Regions from separate parts of the Mus musculus genome. Here region 1 is linked to region 2. The links are chromatin loops, found by intact Hi-C in ENCODE. Cell type or tissue: gastrocnemius. All regions are shown on one strand. Each heading gives the region's core, and the rest is flanking DNA. Links, peaks and the distances in the headings are about the cores only.

Region 1 (2,932 bases), core at 98-2,597, 51 kb after region 2:
TGAATGCATTTGCATGTATGTGTGTTTGTGCTCTTTATGTGTCTATGTATGTGTGTGTGTATTTGTGTGCATGTATATGTGTGTATGCATTTGCATGTAATGTGTTTGTGTGTCTTTATATATGTATGTATGCATGAGTGTGTATGTGCACATGTATATGCATGTGTGTATGTATGTGTGTTTGTCTGTGAGCATTTATGTGTAAACATGATGATATTTTATTCAGCCATAAAGAACATTGAACTGTCATTTTCAGTAAAATGGCATTTGTGAGTCTTAGATTCACTTGTGACTACTGGATTTTATATAATAAATAAAACCATACATAAAACAACAAAACATATATGACATAAAATAAAAGTAAAATTACATATAGGAAAGAAGAGAACTAATGGGAGAAGGAGCAGAAAAGAGGAAAGGGTGGGAGAGTATGCTGGCTAGTTTTATGTCAATTTGACACAGATTTGAGTCACTTTGGAAGAGGGAATCTCAATTAAGAAAATGCCCTCATCAGATTGGACTGTAGGCAAGCATACAATGAATTCTCTAGATCAGTGATTAACGTGGGAGGATGCAGATCACTCTAGGCAATGCCACCCCTGGAAAGTTGGTCTTGGGAGCTATAAGAAAGCAGGGTGAGTAAGAAGCACACTGTGAAGTAAACAGCATCCCTTCATGATTTCTGCATCAGCTCCTGTCTTATTTGAGTTTCTGTCCTGATATCCCTTAGTGATGAACTTATAAGCTATCAGGTAAAATAAACCCTTTCCTCCTCAAATTGCATTTGATTATGGTGTTTAATCACAGCAATTGAAACCCTAAGTAAGAAAGGTGGTGGGGGAGGGGCATGGCCCAAGGACACTGTGCCCCTGTATGGAAATGTCCCTACAAAACCATTACTATGTATGATTGTGGGCCAATGAAAAGGCAGTGGAGGTGATAATGACCTTCTGGAACATGACCACTGGCAAACATAACTGGCCTTCCAAAGAGAGAATTCAAAGCCCATGGTGGGATTTATTAAACATTTGTACAAATTGTCTTGCTGAGGAAGCTGTGCCTCCCCTGGGGCTTGTTCAGAATGGCTAGCAAAGCGGTAATGGCCAAGTCATCCGACGCAGCTGTGGCTGAACAGCACACAGCAGGAAAGCCAGCAGGTCAGCAATGACCTTCTGGCTGGGCAAGGGCCAAGGTATTCAGTTCCCAGAACTTTGCATAGGTCACTTGTATCACAAGTTTGGGCGAGTTTCCAAAACCACAGCCTACTTTGGAGGTTGGGATGGAGGCCAGGTTCATGTGCATCGTCTATCAAGACAAAGTTGTAAAACAAGTCTGCTGGCTTCATACTAGGATAGGAAGGGAGAGTGCAAAAACCAGTGGCAGGCCCCAAAGGATCGTGAAGAATTGAGCAATTAGGAGCACATGAATGGACGCATTTGCAATGACTGTAATAATTATTCCTTGAATTTATAAAACTTACATAACTTTGCATTTCATACATATTACCTCGTTAATTCTCATTGTTTAATAATTTAAAATGGGGTTTCTGTGCATGTAAGTTTTCATTGAGGCCTCATAATCACTCTGGGCAATTTCCACAAGCCCACTGAGGCCTTGGCAGAGACATTATAAAGATTTATCCAATCCATCAAGCCAGAAAAGAGCACACAGAAGAAAATTAACTCTTTTCATCCATCCCACCACCCAACATCAGGAGTGACTCCACTCTCAAGTGATTCTGGAAGGCTTTGCTTGTTCTCCTCCTTCCCAGCTCTCCAGCTGTGGTGTTGGGAGTGGGGCTGACACCCCACAGACGTCTTCAAGGCCGATTCTAGTCCTTGACACCCATTTTTGAGCCTAGCTCAAAAGAATTAGCAAACACAAATGTAGTGTTGCATATAATAAATATATTTGATATTTTTATTTTTTGCCACAGAGCTTTTTTCAAAATAGAAAGAATTGGCAATACTGGTTTCATTAAGATCACAGACTAAGCCTCAAATTTGTGTTCCCAAGATAGAATTTAAGTTTGTTTGTTTGTTTGTTTACTCTGGATATTTAGGGATCACTTTTGTATCTTGCCCTGTAAACCAGGCTGGCCTAGATTTCATTATGTAACCCAGTTTGTCCTCAAGCTTTTTCTTTCTTGTCTTGTCTTTTCTTTTCTGTGTTCTTTATTATGTATTGATTATTCAGAATAGTGGGGTTTTTTATTGTGACATTTTCACTTGTTCTCTCTCTCTTTCTCTCTCTCTCTCTCACACACACACACGTATATATATTTACACACACGTGTATATATATATATATATACACACACATACATATATACACACACATATATATACGTGTGTGTATTATATATGTATATGTGTATGTGTATATGTATGTGATATATGTATTTTATTTATATTCATCCCATTACATCATGTCTTTTCCCACTCCTGCTGATCCCCTTTTTCTTCGAACCTAACACCCTTTGACATTCATGTCTTTTTTGAAGTTTTGTGACCCAACAAATTTAATCCCTACTTATAGAAGGATGCACATTGTGCCAAAAGCTACACCACTGGGGGGAAAACTCCTCCAACAATGACTAACTCCCTATAATCTTCACAAGGAAGTGAGACCTTGTGAGTCCCTCCTCCTCAGGATGCTTAATGTCCTCATTTTGTATAAGCTGTGTGCTGGTAGTCACATATTTGTGAATTTAATAGTGCCACAGATGCACTATGCCTGGAAGACACTGTTACCCAACATGTCACCCCATCCTCTAACTCTTACATTTCTTCTGCAGTGTTCATTGGGTTTCAGAGGACATCAGACAGATGTTCCACTTAGGCCTGAGCTTTTCATCAGTCATTTAATCTCAGTATTTGGCCAAGTTAGCAGTCTCTGAAGTCACTGTTGCTCCCTACAAAAAGAAGCTTCT
Region 2 (2,932 bases), core at 233-2,732:
TCAACTCCCCATCCATTCTTGAAAGTTGATGACAGTTGCCATGACTTTGTGAATACCTTGGCCATGTCTTGTTCAGATCATAGACAGAGTTCTATAGCACGCCCATTCATCTTCCTGCTCTTATAATCTTGAGGGAGGAAGATTCTTGAGGCATACTGCGCATATGCACAGCAGGTGTGTTTGTGGAGGGAGGAATAGAAGCATCCTGTCTGGGGCTACGCATGCAATAGTCACTTAGGTCAGCTCTTACTCCAGCTTTTTAACCAGGTATGAGCCTCTACATTATCCACTGCCCACTGCAGAAAGATGCTTTTCTAACCAAGGATGAGAGTAACACAGATGTGTGGGCATAAACATATTAAAAGATATCTGTCATATTTTCAAATCTCAGTTTTTCTGCTGATATTCTTTTCATAAAACAAACCTATGTCTACGCAGATTTCATTAACTTCTCCCCATGTTCTTGTGACTTTATTTTGTTATATTTAATAGTTTTGATTTGACTAGGAAATTACTGTAAATGATAAGGAGTGTGGGGAGTCTAGTTTCATTCTTCTATAAGGAGATAGAGTGTTTCCAACAGCATTTTGGAAGAGGTTGCATTTCCATATATGAGTCTGTTGCTTTTCTTAAAATACCCGATGATTTTGAATGTGTGGACTTATTCCCTGGCTTTTATTATGTTGCTCTACAACATTTTTCCTTCTGGGTTGGGGTCACTTGACACAGTATGTTTTCCAGTTCCCTCCATTTTCCTGAAGTTTTCATTTTTCTTTACTGCTGAATAAGATTCCATTATCACTTGATAGACATACCAACTCATCTGCTTCTTGTTGTGAAGAAACAGAGCAGCAATGAACACGAATGCTCAGGGATCTCTGCTTGAGGACATGGGATGGTTTGGGTATATGGTAAGGAGTGGTATAGAGAGGTCATGTGGTAGCTCTGGTTTTAGATTTCCAAGGTCAACGCACAGTTTATCCTGCCATCAACCAGAGGCACGGGTTCTCTTTTCCTCACACCTTTTTTGAGATTTGTTGTCATTTATTTTAATCTCACCTAACTGGACTAAGAATCTTGAACTAATTTCAATTTTCATTTTATTTGTGGCATCTTTGTTATTTTTCTGTTGCCATAACAAAACATGACCAAGGCAACTTATAAAAGAAGGCATTTAATTTAGGGGCTTACAATTCCAGAGAGAGAGAGAGAGAGAGAGAGAGAGAGAGAGAGAGAGAGAGAGAGAGAGAGAGAGAGCAAATTTAAGGAAAGCACTGAACTAAATGAAAACTGTGCTAGCATTTGCCCTGTGAATTTGCCCTGTGAATTTATTTTAACCATTAGCAAAGTACATTCCCATAGTTCTCAGAGTGGTAGATGTTATGAGAAGAATGAGGTTCAGAGAGGAAAGTGTTAATTAATGCACATTCAAAAATAATTATATGTTCATGGATCAAGTTCAAATAAAGTGCTACATTGTTATTAACTTAATCATTTCAGTAATGAATTAAAGTGTCAATGATGTGTGATACATTTATTAACAATATCACAAATTTAGAGGGTTTTGTTAGAAATTCCTTCCCTAGGGGAAATGTAAACAAAGCCTATTTCCTCCTTCTACAGTCTCAATGACAAACCTAGGTGTAATTCCACCAAAATTCACTGTATGTGTGTGTGTGTGGGGGGGGGGAGTAATCAAATGAGTTTATTAAGCTTTACTTGCAGAGAAATAGGTGAGTAGAAGGAGCAGGATTGTGGAGGACTTTAAAGCAGGCACACTGGAGCCAGAGAAAGTACCCAGGGAGCTGAAGAGATCTGAAGCCCCATAGGAGGAACATCAATATGAACTAACCAGTACCCCCAGAGCTCCTTGGAACTATACCACCAATCAAAGAAAACACATGGTGGAACTTGTGGCTCTAGCTGCATATGTAGCAGAGGATGGCCTAGTCGGTCATCAATGGGAGGAGAGGCCCTTGTTCCTTTGAAGGCTCTATGCCCCAGTATAGGGGAATGCCAGGACCAGGAATGGGAGTGGGTTGTTTAGGGAGCAGGGGAAGGGGGGAGAGGTTAGGGGATTTTCGGAGGGGGAACTAGGAAAGGGAATAACATTTGAAATGTAAATAAAGAAAATATCTAAAATAAAAAACAACAACAAAGCAGGCATATTACAAGATTTGCAGGAGTGTGGGTGATCTTAAACCAGTCATAATGGAAGATCTGTAACCAGCATGGATGATTTCCCCATTACTATACAGAAGGACCTCCTCCCTTTGTTCTTCAGCACATATATAATCTAGGATTTTCCCAAGACCCCAAGAACATATATAGTTAGGGCACAGTTTGTACAGCTGGTTAGAAACATGAGAGTCCAGTGACACTCTCCATCCCCTCCTTTGAGCAACATCAACCAGCTTGGGTATGATTTATTTATTTATTTATTTATTTATTTATTTATTTATTTATTTTTGCAAGCAGCTAGACTCCTGAAGATGGCAGCAGTGTGGTTCCAAGGGCAATCCTATAATTGAAGGGTGTGAAGGATAAAATACTACAATTATTTTTCATAATGTCATCGCTTGGTCAAGAATTGTTAATGCCAAGAAAGTGTGTTAGAAATCTTTGTTGTTGTTGTTAATTTTTCATTGTTAATTGAAACAGAGTCTCACTATGTAGCCCTGACTGTCCTCGAATTTCCTATGTAGACCAGGATGGCCTAGAACTCACAAAGATCCACCTGCTCTCTTCTTCCAAGTGCCAGGGTTAAAGGTGTGTCCTTTAACTATGCCAAGAAACATTATGTTCTGTAGGCATAAAGTTTTTGCAACCTACTTTTAATAAGTGTTCAATCTCTCCTCTAATCGACCACCCAGCAGAGGTAGTGGAAGAGAAAAGTTATTAGGCTATGGGGGAAGTGGACCTGTTCAGCAAT

Evidence for each region. A loop is a pair of places that touch in the nucleus more often than their neighbours do. Peaks named below come from ENCODE experiments on the same cell type or tissue, not always from the same donor. Only the 100,000 strongest peaks of a DNase experiment are listed, where the experiment ranks them.
Region 1: a loop joins it to region 2, with 2.5 times the contacts of the local background. A loop is called at or near these places in 6 of 42 quality-filtered maps.

What each region holds. Positions count from the first base shown.
Region 1 is chr7:40,257,314-40,260,245 of GRCm38, forward strand. No RefSeq gene overlaps it. Among named protein-coding and RNA genes, the nearest start is that of Gm38996, 37 kb to the right of the region's middle. In gastrocnemius, for the core only: no CTCF peak of the experiment used is centred there; a DNase peak (open chromatin) is centred at 1,171; H3K27ac peaks cover 1,479 bases.
Region 2 is chr7:40,205,821-40,208,752 of GRCm38, forward strand. No RefSeq gene overlaps it. Among named protein-coding and RNA genes, the nearest start is that of Gm38996, 89 kb to the right of the region's middle. In gastrocnemius, for the core only: no CTCF peak of the experiment used is centred there; no DNase peak of the experiment used is centred there.